Regions from separate parts of the Homo sapiens genome. Here region 1 is linked to region 2. The links are chromatin contacts, found by Hi-C or POLR2A ChIA-PET in ENCODE. All regions are on one chromosome and are shown on one strand. The core of a region is the stretch at or near the end of the contact, and the rest is flanking DNA. Distances in the headings are between cores, read along the strand shown. Region 1 holds the start of ATP6V0E2-AS1 (ATP6V0E2 antisense RNA 1). Region 2 holds the start of ZNF282 (zinc finger protein 282).

Region 1 (7,447 bases), core at 2,864-5,363, 680 kb after region 2:
CGGTAAAATATCTGCCGTCAGCAGCCTGCCATGAGGTGCAGTGAGGACCTTCTACTTCATCCCTCCAAGCTGAGTCGTATCATAAAATGCATACTTTATGTTCCTTCTGCCTGTAGAGAATCAGAAAGCACATGATGGAGGTTTCAGAAAAGGGCTTGTGAGATCGAGCATGTCAGAGCTGAAGATCTGTGTCTGTGAGACATGTCCTCCTGAAAGAGCACACATGAGCTGACATAGCCACGGCGCCGGATTGCCCTCACCCTGATTGTCCCATCAGTGTAGCTTGTCTCAAGAGGTTTACACTGTGGCTGTGTTTCTCACAGGTTACCCAAACTCCTATCATAAAGGCAGGAAACAGAAGTAAAAAACCTGAATCCAAACCACAGGAAGTGCTGCGGAGATACTGATTCGTGGGTTGATCAGAGCCCAGGAGGCACTAAAGGCTCAATGAACATGGTGATCTTTGTGCAAGAGATGTTCCATCAAGGCTTACCTGGCTGGGTGGTAGCTTTTTGGCCTCTGTTGGGGGCTGGGAATCCTTCACCCAAAGCTCATGTTCCCTTTCAAGTCTACAAGTGATCTCTGGTTTGGCAGCAGCATGCACTGTAGGGAGAAAGACAGCCCAGTGCCCCTCAACCCACACTGAGCGCACATAGACCCGTGTCAGTCCTGAAGCCTGACTTGCACCACCCATTTAATGCCCTGGGCTCACCCTATCAATTTGGGACAGCGGGGGTAGGTTGTAAACCTAAGAGAGCTCCAGAAGTAGGCAGGGCCTGGCATACAGGTAGGGATGTTTATTTCAGGGCAACTTCAGGAGTGCCAAGGGCTGATAAAACAGTGCAATTGTCATAATATGTTTTCCCACTGCCAGGGCCCTTGAAGGAGAAACAGGCTCAACTAGTCACAGAGACAACCATGCTCTGGGTCTAGTTCTCCCTGACCCCACAGGCCAGGAGTGCCCCTATTAGATGGCAAGCAAGCAAGGGGCCAAGGTCCTCACCCAGCAAGACTCCCAGCTCCTAATTCCTTCTTATCACATCCTGGTATAATTCCTTCTACTCATGGCCACCAGAACAATGGGTGGAAGGTAGGTGGTTACATCATTAAATGTCACAGGCCTTATTTGCAAAGACAGAGACATCTGGAGCTGTTGTTCTCACCTCCGACACGTGCCCCGTCTGCAGAGAGCATTAGGATGCATCTGTGGCTCTGAGGTGTGATTTCCTAGGGCCTTCAAGTGTCCTGGGGCTCCTGTTCATTTGCACTGGGGGACACTCAGGGAAGTTTTAAAGAGCCTCTTTCAGTGGCTCCTTCTCCTTCTACCCTTTCTAGGAATTCATCAGCCCCATGAAAAGATGAACGATAGAGATGTCACCAACATCAGGACCCCACTCCCTGGGAGATGTCATGGAAACTTGTCAATCACACCCAAAGCACTCACTGAGGAGCCATGGCAGAGCAGTCGGTGGCGCCAATACCAACCAGAAGCCGCCAGGGCAGAGGGGAACCGTGAAGCCAGTGGAATGCACAGCTCCACCTCAGGGGACCGGGGTAGGCGGGGCTGTGTCTGGTAACATGCCCTTTGCCTCACATTAGTGCCTCTGAAAATAGTGTCCTCAGCCTGGGCACAAACCCTAGGGGTGAGCTGGGAGTGTGGAGGAGACGCTGGATTAGGGAGAAGTCTCGGCCATGTGTTCTGGCTCTTTTACTGATGAGCTGTGTGGGCCTAGGCAAGTTACTTCACTTCTCTGGGCCTCAGTTTTATCACCTGTAAAGTGATAGGATTGCCTTAGCCTCTAAGATCCCTTTCAGCTAAAAACAAAGTTCTAGAAAATAAATATGTGGTACTGTGGAACTCTGGGGAGCTGTTTGATCAGGTGAACAGTTTACCCATGGAAATGGGGCTCCAGCACAAAGCTGCTCACATCTTCCAGTCACGCTCCAGGGAACAGCCAGGGCTTGTGGGCCCAGATGAGGCTTTAGTGGTTGGAGAAGGAGCCAGTTCCTGGTTTTAATCCCTTCATGGACCTCAGACCATCACAAAGCTGCCAAACAAATGACACAGGCAATCACATGCAAATTAGGACAGAAATGAAACATCAAAGACATTAAAGGAAAAGAGTAAGAGCTGCAGGCTGCTAATATGAGTGGCTGCTCAGACTCAGCAATGTTTTTGGTTCTGGCCAAAGCCAAGACAAAGGAGCAGAGGCAAAGAAGGAAATACATTTCACTTTACAGCTGTCATTTTCTACAGAGGATTTTTTTTTTTCCAGAACAAAATTCAAAAAGTCCGTCTTTTTTGAGCTATAGAACTTTCGTGGTGATTTTTTTTTTTTTTTTTTTTTTGAGACGGAGTCTCACTCTGTCCCCCAGGCTGGAGTGCAGGGGCACAATCTCGGCTCACTGCAAGTGCAAGCTCTGCCTCCCGGGTTCACGCCATTCTCCTTTCAGCCTCCAAAGTAGCTAGGACTACAGGTGCCCGCCACCATGCCCAGCTAATTTTTTTATATTTTTAGTAGAGACGGGGTTTCACCGTGTTAGCCAGGATGGTCTCGATCTCCTGACCTCGTGATCCGCCCGCCTCTGCCTCCCATAGTGCTGGGATTACAGGTGTGAGCCACTGCGCTCAGCCCTCGTGGTGATTTTTTGAAGGCCTGTATGGACATACTCTTAACTCTATCTCCTGGATGCCAAGTGCACCCTTATCCTAGGCCAGTGTTCTCAACAATGTACACACTCTGGATGAGAAAAATAACCATTGTTTACAATCCAGCTAAAATCTCACCTCCTCCAGGGAGTCTTCCTGGATTTCTCCACCCTCTGAATTCTCATAATGGGCATTTGGCTACTTTGATCACAGGGCTCTTAGAACTGCGCTGTCCAGCATTATGATTTTACCAGAATATATCACTCCTCAACTACTTTAGAAACCCCTCGAAGGCTAGGATGGTATTTTATACCTAACAGTTTGGTGTCATCCCACGCCCACCTCCAACTTACATGAATGTTGGAAGGATGGATAGGGAGGTTTCAACTAGAGAACGGAGAAGGGCGGATGTAACTGGTTCTTGATTTCAGAAAACAGCCAGGAGCACACATGGCTGACGGGGTCAGTGCAAGGACAGGCACATTTCCCTTCTGCATCACGTGGGGACTGCGCCTCCCTATGTCATGAAGCCAGGGAATATGTGTGGCCGGCCGCTTGGGGTAGCACTTGTTGCTAGAGATACCGCCTGGAGGCCACTGATCTGTAAAAGGGATCTCTACAGAAGATAGGGATTTTTGATCGCCAGAGAAGAAGGGATATGTGAGATCCAAACGCCGAAGGAGGAAAGCAGGCTCCGTGGTCTCTTCCAGCCCTGATGGAAGAAACTACCGAGCCTTATTATACTAGGTGCTTTCCACATGCCTATTCATTTAATCCTCCAGCAACCTTGTAAGAAGGGCCATCCCATTTTATATTTAAACAAACCTTAACTACTGACGCAAGGAGTCAAGGATCTAATCCCAAAGCCTCTGCCTGGTTCGCTGCAGATGGATGTCCGCGAGGACGCCAGCCCTCCGCCTCCCGCCGGGTCCCTGAACGCCGGCCCGGCCGGTCCAACCTCATTCCGCTTCCCGCCATCGAAACGCGAAGCCCCCGCCTTCCCCCAAACGTCTCAGCGCCGCTGGGGCCTTTCTGGCTGCGCCGCCTCCGACCCCAGGCCCCGGTCCGCGCCCGCCGCTCGCTAGTCCTGGGAGTGAGGAGAACGCGTGCTGAGGACCCGGCCAGAGGGACAGCGGGGACCGCCCTCCCGCTGCGTCTCTGAAAGCGAGGCCGTTCCTCCCGCGTCCGACCCCCGCGGGGCCGTCAGGTTCGGGGCGGCCCAGGCTGCGGGTCCGCAGGGCGCTTCGGGCCGAGCCGGCGCGGCGCGTGAAGGGCAGGGGACGCCCCGAAAGACCGCTGGGGTGGGACCCCAAGCTCCAGGGGTCTTTGGAAATAAGAATGCGGCGTGACGTTGGCTGTGCGGGCGCGGGGCTGACGCGGACCCTATAACCCATCGCCGAAACCGGGCGGCCGCGCCCCTATTCCTCGGCATTTCTCTCTGTCCGCGGCCCTGCTCAGCCAATCAGCGAGTGGGCTCCTAGGCAGGTCCTGAGTGACAGCGCGGCGGGCTGGATCAGGAGATGCGCGTGCGCGGCCCGGCCCGGCTGATCGCTTCGGGTGCTCGACTCCTGTTGCGCATGCTCAGCGCGCTGCCCGGCTGGGGACCCGCGCACCTGCAGCGCCCGCTGCTCGGCCCTGCATCCTGCCTGGGCATCCTGCGCCCGGCCATGACGGCGCACTCATTCGCCCTCCCGGTCATCATCTTCACCACGTTCTGGGGCCTCGTCGGCATCGCCGGGCCCTGGTTCGTGCCGAAGGGACCCAACCGCGGGTAAGGAAAGCGCGCAGGCCCTGCAGACCTCTCCACCCCGGCCCCCTGGCCCGGCTCGCCCCTCCGCCCCGGGGCGGCGGCTTCCTGCTCTGCAGCGAGCGTCCGCAGGAGGGACGCCAGGACCCCGGACGCCACCTCTGAGGTCTCTCTGCACCTGGGTCTCTGACAGCCGGGAACAGGCAGGAGGTGGGGCGAGAGGGCATATCCAGAAGGTAAAGAGGAGAGTGACATTGGAGATGTCTGTCACCCCTCCTGCAGCCAGTAAAGGGCACAAGTGGGCACTGACGCAGTTTCTCCACTCCTTGCTAGCTGTGTGACCTAGAGCCAATATCAAGTCTCAGTTTCTTCATGGGTAAAATGGAGATAATGTCGACTCCTGCCTTAAAAGGCTGCTGTGAGGATGACCTGCGGTAACGCATTTAAAACACCTACCAGTGCGTGACACTTTGTAGGTATGGGATAAGTTTAGCTGGCGTTATTTTTCGAAGGTCCTCTAGCAGATTGCTGCGCCATTCACCAGTTTCTGCTTCATATTATCTTCAGTTACAAAGCACCCTTCCCTTGACTGCATGTTCCCAGGGGCTGGAGTTTGTCCAGTTCACCATTGTCTACTCAGTGCCCAGCCAGGACTGGCACAACCTGCTTAGTAATGTTGAAAAAGGGATCGCGTGCTCCTGTGTCCAGCACCAGCTTGCAGTGCTTTAGATCAAAGATCAAGGGCCTCGTTTGGATTAGAGTTAGCTTTGCCCAAAGGCCGTTTGGACATGTGAGTGCTGCCTTTGTTCTTAAAGACAGGCAGGGTTTGGGATCCCACAGCTTCACTTTGTAAACCATTTTCGTGTCTTGCGTCTCCTGCTATTCTTGGTGAGTTCTTGCTTCAGTTTGACTGAAATTTCTTTTGCTGCACTTGAAGCATCTGTCTCTGGTCTTCTCTGAGTACACGCAAAGTGGCTAGTCCCTGTTCTCTTTGTAACAACTCACTGGGCCTCAGAACTGGCTCACAGTCTGCCTGCTTCTTGCCCTGTCTTCTAGCCTATTGTTTTCCTTCCCCTTGCTCCATGAATTTTGAATTCTACAGACCACTCCCTGTTGGGTTGCCACAAATGCAGCTCTGTGCAGTGCCTTTCCACAACACGTCTGCATTAAGATGGAGCAATATTGGGTGGTAGAGAAGGGAAATGAAGGGAAGGATTCTTAAGGCAACTTGGATGTGGTCAAGGTTGGCCTCTCTGTGAGGTGACACTTTCAGTTTTTATTTTCTGCCTTGCTATTCTTACCCTGAGTAGAACTCAGCCTCCTGTGTCCAGGAGGCATCAGGAAGGCCAATGGAAAAGAGCTCACACCAGGAGCTCTTCTTGCTCTGGTCCTGGCCAGGCCTTGTGAGGTGCTGGCTGCATTTGTTCTGACCCGTGTCCTCTTCTGCTGCAGAGTGATCATCACCATGCTGGTCGCCACCGCCGTCTGCTGTTACCTCTTGTAAGTACTACTCTCCCCAGCTCAAAGTCAGCCAGTTCCTTTGTCCTCCCTCCTTTCCTCCTCACCCTAGCCTGCTCTTCCTTCTGTCCTGGTAGTAAATGCCTCTTGAAAGGCTGAACCTATAAAACAACAGGAGTGGAGGTGGTGTGGAATGGGAAAGAGAGCAGTGGGCCAGAAGTCATGAACCCTGGGCTCTGGATCTGGCTCTGCCCCCAGAGTTCTGGCCCCCATGGGCTGTAGTTTTCTCACCTGGGCAAGGAAGGAGGCAGGCCACCTCAGTGCTGTCTGTGCCTGACTGGGTCACCTGGAGTGATTGTTCAAACACAGTTTTCAGGCTGCACCCTACACCCATGAAATTACAACTCTCGAGATCTGCACTTGGGAATTCCTGTTGTTCATGAATGCCCCCAGGTGACTGGAATGCAGCCATCTTAGAACCACTAGGTGAGAGGCCAGACGTGGCGGCTCACGCCTGTAATCCCAGCACTTTGGGAGGCTGAGGTGGGTGGATCACGAGGTCAGGAGTTCGAGACCAGTCTGGCCAACATAGTGAAACTCCGTCTCTACTAAAAATACAAAAATTAGCCAGGCCTGGTGGCGCGTGCCTGTAGTCCCAGCTACTCAGGAGGCTGAGGCAGGAGAATCGCTTGAACCCGGGAGACGGAGGTTGCGGTGAGCCAAGATCTTACCACTGCACTCCAGCCTGGGCAACAGAGTGAGACTCCGACTCTAAAAAAAGAACCACTAGGTGAGAGTAAGTCATCAAACTTGGAATAGGTACCCTGGGGATATAGAAGAACATTCCAAGGGACTTGAATACCTGGAGAGTGTGAGGAAATCAGTTTGCAGATCCTCAGTGTCTATTGTTTAGTCTCTTGCTAAAACTGCCATTCACAATAGCCAATCCCTCTTTATTAAAAAAATTTTTTAAAAGGAAAAAGAAAAAGACCCTGCCCCCGCATCCATCCCAAACCTGCGGTTACATTGCTCCATGTTTAGATGATCCTGGCTGCCAACCAAGAGATAAGTTCAAGTTCTAGTTTGTTGGGAGGCCTGTCTCATGGTTAATCAAGCTGCATTAAGGCTGTTGGGTTTCCCATCTTCCTATGTCTTGTACATTATTTTTATGGGTTAAGCTTGGCATCGTTGGGTGTTCTTAATTCAGAATAATCAAAACAGGACAGGTAAAGTGATGAGATGCTCATTCTTTAAGAGGTAACAGATTCTTTTGAAACAACTGGAATATTTTCCAGGGTTGCCAAATTTTTCAAAATACATAGGACAAAACCCACTTTCAAAAAATTTACTTCATTGATTTAAGATTTGATGTTATCATAGTTAAAATTGTTTTATCTGATTAGGTCATGGATTCTTTATTCCTATTAACCAATTCTCTTAATTTACCTTATGTTTTATTGATTGATTGATTGAAATGGGGTCTTGAGACCAGGCCAGTATGGTCTCAAACTCCTGGGCTCAAATGATCCTTCTGCCTCAGCCTCCCCAAGGAGCTGGGATGACAGGTGCACACCATTGCACCCGGCTGTTAA
Region 2 (7,051 bases), core at 1,755-4,254:
GAAGGATCTCGGTTCACTGCAACTTCCACCTCCTGGGCTCAAGCGACTCTTCTGCCTCAGCCTCCAGAGTAGCTGGGACTACAGGCGCACACCACCATGCCTGGCTAAGTTTTGTATTTTTAGTAGAGATGGGGTTTCACCATATTGGCCAGGCTGGTCTCAAACTCTTGACCTCATGATTTGCCCGCCTCGGCTTCCCAAAGTACTGGGATCATCTTAACAATGAATGGGACCTCTAGCTCTGAGCAACTACTCTGGTCACAAAGGGTGATAGTGTTGATGGCTGCATGAAAATCCACCCGCTGTGAAGGAGAAATGTGAAGTAGACACACTACAGCGATGTCTTACTATGTAACAAAGGACATCGTTATAACTAGTTAAGTGCTTAGGAAGGGAAGTCATTTTAAAGGCTTTATACAGAAAAGATAGCATAAATGTTTGGGACTAACCTAGTCCTTCCTTTATCACCTCTAGGAAAGAGAAAAGATAGTTGATAATCTACAGTGCAGAAGACGTGTTCTGAAATGTGGCTCGCTGGTGGAAATGAATTTGCCTAGAGCTTTTCAGACTTAACTTGCCTGGTTCCTCTAATAAAAGTGGACGTGATGTTTACAATCAGGGCCAGGAAGCAGGGAAGGAAATCACTGACTTCTGGGAGCATGGACTTTACTGGCCTATAAGCTCCTTGAGGATAATCTTAAGTCTGTGAATACTCATTTCTGTATCCTAGAAGTGTGCCTAGCAGAGAAAGTACTTGGTAACTGTTCTTCTGAATATGGCCTTCTAAGCACATGTCTCACGTAGGCCAATAATGTCCTTTATTTTATGAAGTGCAGTGGAACTTAAAGGTACTAGCAGGTCTGCTTCCACACAAGGTGATGAGCCTCAGAGATCTCTTCCTTAACAAGACAGGGACTGGTCCTTTAGGAAAACAAAGTAAATACTATTTTGAGAATAATTACAAAAACACCTTTTGGGGGTAACTATCTTTGCAGAATGCTCGCTATGTGCCAGGCACAATTCTCATTTAATTTTACAACATTAAAATAGAGTTGCCATTATTTTCTTCATTTATATATGAAGAGAATGAGGCTCAGAGAAGTTAAATAAGTTGCTCAAAGTCATAGCTAGTGAGTGGTGATTTTGGGATTTAAACTCAGGTGTATGCAACTGCAAAGCTCACCCTCTTCCTAAACAGTACCTGGCACACAGTAGGTGTTCAATAAATACATTTGGAATGACTGAATTTTCCCCTCCTCCATCTTCATCAGCTTATACTGGCCTCTCCCTGGCTCCTCCTCTGACCTGGCCTGATGTTTCAAAGTGACACTGACCTGCCTTTAAAGGGTTTTATTTGTAGAGAAGGGATCTCGCTGTGTCACCCAGGCTGGTCTTGAACTCCTGGCCTCAGCCTTGGCCTCCAAAGTGTTGGGATTACAGGTGTGAGCCACCATGACTGCCCGATTTAAAGGTTTATTTATTTATTTATTTGACACAGGATCTTTGCTATGCCGCCCAAGCTGGAGCACAACGGCACAATCACAGCTCACTGCAACCTCCAACTCCTGAGTTCAAGCAATCCTACAGCCTTAGCCTCCTGAGTAACTAGGAGTACAGGCATTAGCCATCATGCCCGGGTAATTTTTATTTTTTATTTTATTATTATTATTATTATTTTTTTTTGAGACGGAGTCTTGCTCTGTTGCCCAGGCTAGAGTGCAGTGGCGCGATCTCGGCTCACTGCAAGCTCCGCCTCCCGGGTTCACGCCATTCTCCTGCCTCAGCCTCCCGAGTAGCTGGGACTACAGGCGCCGCCACCACACCCGGCTAATTTTTTTGTATTTTTAGTAGAGACGGGGTTTCACCGTGTTAGCCAGGATGGTCTCGATCTCCTGACCTCGTGATCCGCCCGTCTTGGCCTCCCAAAGTGCTGGGATTACAGGCGTGAGCCACGGCGCCCGGCCTTATTATTATTTTTTGAGATGGAGTCTCGCTCTGTTGCCCAGGCTGGAGCGCACTGGCGCGATCTTGGCTCACTGCAACCTCCGCTTCGGAGGTTGAAGCGATTCTCCTGCCTCAGCCTCCCGAGTAGCTAGGATTATAGGCCCACGCCACCACGCCCGGCTAATCTTTTTGTATTTTTAGTAGAGACGGGGTTTCACCATGTTGGCCAGGCTGGTCTCGAACTCCTGACCTCAGGTGATCCGCCTGCCTCAGCCTCCCAATGTGCTGGGATTACAGATGTGAGCCACCGCGCTCGGCTAATTTTTATTTTTTATAGGGATGGGGTGTCAATATGTTGCTCAGTCTGGTCTCGAACTCCTGGGCTCAAGTCGTTCTCCTGCTTCAGCCTCTCAGAGTGCTGAGATTACAGGTGTGAGGCACCACGCCCAACCCAATTTCAAGGTGTTTGAAGAGGCCACTGTTAAAATGCACTGCACCTTACCTGGGAGAAAGAGCTCAGCCCTCTTTTGACACCTTAACATGAATCACTTCTCTATCATCCATAACAGTGCAAAAGCTCTGGGATGGGTCCAGGTAAATCTGGATTGGGAAGAAGGGGAGTGGGAGGTAAAGTCTGCAAAGGAGTGAGGGAAGGCAGAAGGCCAGAAGAAAGTGTCTGAAGACAGAATTACTCCTGCAAAATTTTCACAAGGGTCAGGCACTATTTTCTCCCGGGATGCCCAATACATTTGCAGAATTAACAGTAATCAAGCCCACAGTCCAGGTCCTCGCATAGTTTGGGCCTTTAAAGTCGGCCATCCCAGATTGAGGGGGCCTGACCCCTGGGCGAGGCCGCCGCCTCTCAGTTTTGGGGCGGTGGCGACCCCAGTCCGGGAGTGGCCCCGGTAGGTCCCCGCAGGCGGGCAGGAGCTCCGAGGCCATTGGCTGGCGCGCGGGCTGCCAAGGGGCGGGGAGCGCCGCCGAAGGGGACTGTTTGCTCCTACGGGCTGTAGATGGAGCTGTCCGGCCCCGGAGAGGGGGAAGGCGCCTGGAAAACGTTCTTCTTCTCCCTGGCCGACCCGAGCGGGGAACAGCACTCCCAGGATGCAGTTTGTGTCAACACGGCCGCAGCCTCAGCAGCTGGGCATCCAGGGCCTGGGGCTGGACAGCGGGAGCTGGAGCTGGGCCCAGGCTCTGCCCCCGGAGGAGGTCTGCCACCAGGAGCCGGCGCTGCGCGGGGAAATGGCCGAGGGAATGCCGCCCATGCAGGTGGGAGAACCCCGCCGGCGCCATGGCCGCGCTGCCGTGGGGGCGGGGCGCGGGCTGGGCCGCGGGACCGGGCCGCGCCGTCCTCCGGTAGCCTTGCGGCGCCCTCCCAGCTTCCGCGCCCAGGCGAGGCCCGAGGCGGGCGGGGCACGGCCGGGCTGCGCGGCGGGCAGGACGGAGCGGGCCCGACGCAGGCCCGGAAGGGCAGGCCTGGCCCGCGCGGCGCGGAGCAGCGGTCGCCGGGCCCAAGTGCGGAGGCCCCGCGGGGCGGGGGCCGGGACCGTCCTTTCCGGGACCTGGCAGAGCTCTGACCCTGTGGCTGAGCCCCGGCTTGGGGCTCCCTTTGCGCCCGGCCGGCGGAGAGCTTCGCGGGCAGTGCTTCCGCCCGGCCGCAGAAGTGAATGCCTCGTTCGTGTTTACACGGTGGCCAATTTGACGGGGATATTTTTTAAATGTTTGATTACCACCTTTCACCAAGTGTAATGAGTAATTCACTCTCCCCCTGCACCGGGTGTGATCCAGGGAGGGGGCCATGGAGAGATGACTTCGGGGTCTTTCCTGCGGTTGACAAACTTGGCCGCATGTTGGAATGGCCTGGGCAGCTTTTAAGACTCCTGAGCCCTTGCCTGGTCCCAGAGCTCAGGGTCTCTGACGGGTGAGAGTAGCACCAGGCATTTCTTCAGGCTCCATCGATGATCTCCGTGGGCAGAACCGGTGCTCCAGAATTGGGTATAAAACCAGGGGAGGTGGATCCTCAGAGAGGCCTGAAAGCTTGCCCAGGGAAGACTCTCTGGGCCCACCCTGGGGCTGGGCTGCTCAGGGGCCCCTCTGCTCACCACGCGGCTCTCAGCCAGGTGCTAACGAGGGAGCCAGGGGCTGCTGTGTTGTGTTTGATCATTTTCAGGGTTAGGGCTTCAAACCCGAGAAAACTAAACTGGGCCCCGGGACTTTCTTAACTTCTACTGTGGACTCTGTCCCCTTCTGTGGGCTAGGGCGGAGTGGAGCCTCTGTGATGGAGGAATGGGTGCTTTTGATGGAAACACCAGCACCTCTTACTGGTATTACAGGGCCTGGCGATCCTAGGGCCCTGCTCTCCACTCTGCTGTGTCCCGGAGCAGGTCTGCCCCGGAGCAGGGCTGCTCTTGAGTCAGAGAGTGGGGCTGGTCTGCCCAGATCGCCCCAAGCAGCAGGCCTCCCCTTTTCCTAGCCTGAGGGCCTTTTCTGCAGCCATCGGGAGGACAGAAAATGACACCTCTTCCTGTCCCAGGTGTGAAGGAGAGTCGGCTGCCAGCCCATGTGGTCCAGTGAGCCCTGAGTCTGACACCAGGTCCCAGATGACCAGTGAACTGTCACCAGCCTCAACCAGCCCCCCTTAGCCATAGGTCTCAGCTCTCAATTGCACCAATTAGTTTACCCTTCTGGGGTGAGGGCTCTGTGCTGGAAGATAAAAGGGGGAGTCCCCAGGCCATGGGGCACCCCTTCCCCAGGAAGCAAGGAGGGGTCCCAGAGGAGTTTTTCTTTCTCTTGGTCCTCTTGGGTGTGAGGGACATCCCCTCTTCACCTCTAATGAGTGACCTTTTTTAGTGAACCTATTTTCAATTTGGAAAATGTTTATGAAACAGTAGTTGTATATGGGGGGAAGCTGCTTTTCTGCCCTAGCTTGGGCTCTCCGGTCTTTTCCTTGACTGCAGCCCTGGTAGGAATGTGGTGGGTTTTTTTGTTGTTTATTTGTTTGTTCCGAGACGGAGTCTTGCTCTGTTGCCCAGGCTGGAGTGCAGTGGCACCATCTCGGCTCACTGCAACCTCCGCTTCCCAGGTTCAAGCGATTCTCCTGCCTCAGCCTCCCAAGTAGCTGGGATTACAGGAGCCCACCACCACACCCGGCTAATTTTTGTGTTTTTAGTAGAGACAGGGTTTCGCCATGTTGGCCAGGCTGGTCTTGAACTCCTGACCTCAAGTGAGCTGCCTGCCTTGGCCTCCCAAAGTGCTGGGAAGGTGTGAGCCACTGCACCTGGCCAGGAATGTGTTTTTTGTTACCTGCAGCATCTAGAGCTGCCCCAGCTGGCAGTGCAGGGAGGCGCTGCGGAGTGACCAGCTGCCTCCCTGTGCTTCAGTTTCATCATCTTTAAGGCAGAGATCATCATTCTTGCCCTAACCTGCTGAGAGATTGCTGGGAAGATTAGCGTCAGCTAACTTACATCAAAGTTCTTGGAAACATAAAACACTAGGCAAATACAAAGTTCGTCATTAAGGCTAGCCCTTGAAGAAATCAGTTGGTCTATTCAAAGAAAGTGGCCTGTGACATTTTAGGCAGGGGTTGCAGCCTTAACTTGCTAAGGGTCAATGTGGGTGAACCAGTGACCAGCCTGACTCACCTAGGCAGGAGATGGGAGAGTGTTGAGTTGGGTGGGTGGGTGAGTGGGTAGCTGTTGCTGGGGGTGTTAGTGTATCCTGAGTTACGGGGGCCTGGCAGAAGAAAGACGACATGTAGCATCTGATTAGTTGACCCCTGTTCCCAGCTGACTTCCCCGGCTCACACAAGGTCTCATCCTGGGTTGTCGCTTTCTCCCTCTGCATACAGGCTCAAGAATGGGACATGGACGCCCGGCGGCCAATGCCTTTTCAGTTCCCACCCTTTCCAGATAGGGCACCTGTCTTCCCCGACCGCATGATGCGAGAGCCCCAGTTGCCCACAGCAGAGATCTCACTCTGGACTGTGGTGGCTGCCATTCAGGCTGTGGAGAGGAAGGTGGATGCCCAGGCCAGCCAGCTGCTGAACCTGGAGGGGCGCACGGGGACAGCCGAGAAGAAGCTGGCCGACTGTGAAAAGACGGCCGTGGAATTTGGGAACCACATGGAGAGCAAGTGGGCCGTGCTGGGGACCCTGCTGCAGGAGTACGGGCTGCTGCAGAGGCGGCTGGAGAACTTGGAGAACTTGCTGCGCAACAGGAACTTCTGGGTCCTGCGGCTGCCCCCGGGCAGCAAGGGGGAGGCCCCCAAGGTATGTGGTGGTCCCTGGGGCAGGGATAGAGGTGAGGAACAGCACAGGTGCATAAAATTCTTGATTTCATTTTGTCAGCCCTTCTCATAAACTTCTCTGGCTCCCCGTTATCCAATTTCAGTGTCTTCTTAAAGCCTGTCTCCACTGAAACAACCTGGTCTTGGACGTTCTACCCCAGCAAGGCTCACTCCATTCATTCCCCACAGTCTGCATTTCTGTCTGGGAGCCTTTGCTCTCGCTGTTCCTAGACCCCTCTGAGTTGTCTGGTTGTCTGCAAGTTCTTGCAGCTCTTCACTCCTTGGTTTTCCCACTTGACACCTACCAGCGATCATGTGTCATTGGCTGTCTTGGTATATGCTCACCGGAATGTGGCTGGAGTCGCACCTCAAACCAGGCTGCCTGGAGTTGCTTTCAAGTCGTAGTCACTTATCTCAGGGGGGCCCTTCTTAAAGTTCAGAATGCACACTCCGTATCTTACTCCGTTCCCTCTCCTGCTTTCCTCCCGGATCCTCAATGCTGCTTTTCAGTTCACTGAGAGAACGGAGTCACCCAGAAGAGGCGTCCACATGCAGCCAGCTTGTTCTTCCATCTGCTGCTCGGTGGCCACAGACTCTGCTTTCCCTTGTTCCTGTGGCTTGATGTCCCCTGCCCACCCCAGGAGGTCACCCCCAGCGTCTCTCTCCTTTCTCCTCTGAGTCATCAGCTCTCCCCCCTCTGCTGGGCTATTCCCACCAGCATGTGACTGTTCTGTCCTGCTGTCCGTCTTTAACAGAAAACCTCCCTGGGCCCTGCATCTACCTGCATTGGTGCCTCATTTCTCCACTCCTCTTTAGAGCAGAA

What was found. Hi-C counts contacts between places; a loop is a spot of excess contacts on that map. ChIA-PET counts read pairs that join two places held with the same protein, here RNA polymerase II (POLR2A). Pooled maps may share reads with other maps.
Region 1: a pooled map shows a loop between it and region 2 (6-fold over the local background). The contact joins the promoter of ATP6V0E2-AS1 here to the promoter of ZNF282 in region 2. A Hi-C loop is called at or near these places in 5 of 50 pooled maps. POLR2A ChIA-PET finds 5 or more read pairs at or near these places in 2 of 52 experiments (OCI-LY7 and activated CD4-positive, alpha-beta T cell).

The regions. Positions count from the first base shown.
Region 1 is chr7:149,869,749-149,877,195 of GRCh38, forward strand. ATP6V0E2-AS1 (ATP6V0E2 antisense RNA 1) reads right to left here and starts at 4,114. Exons shown (of 4, transcript NR_027040.1): 1 at 3,476-4,114; 2 at 1,894-2,048; 3 at 494-603; 4 at 1-110. It overlaps ATP6V0E2 (ATPase H+ transporting V0 subunit e2), which reads left to right and starts at 4,221. Exons shown (of 4, transcript NM_145230.4): 1 at 4,221-4,421; 2 at 5,850-5,897. The coding sequence starts at 4,318. RefSeq lists silencers at 3,748-3,957, 3,988-4,067, 4,478-4,657 and enhancers at 4,020-4,988, 4,318-4,457.
Region 2 is chr7:149,192,542-149,199,592 of GRCh38, forward strand. ZNF282 (zinc finger protein 282) reads left to right here and starts at 3,005. Exons shown (of 8, transcript NM_003575.4): 1 at 3,005-3,213; 2 at 5,792-6,211. The coding sequence starts at 3,049. RefSeq lists silencers at 2,673-2,962, 2,781-3,102, 3,223-3,582 and an enhancer at 4,023-4,072.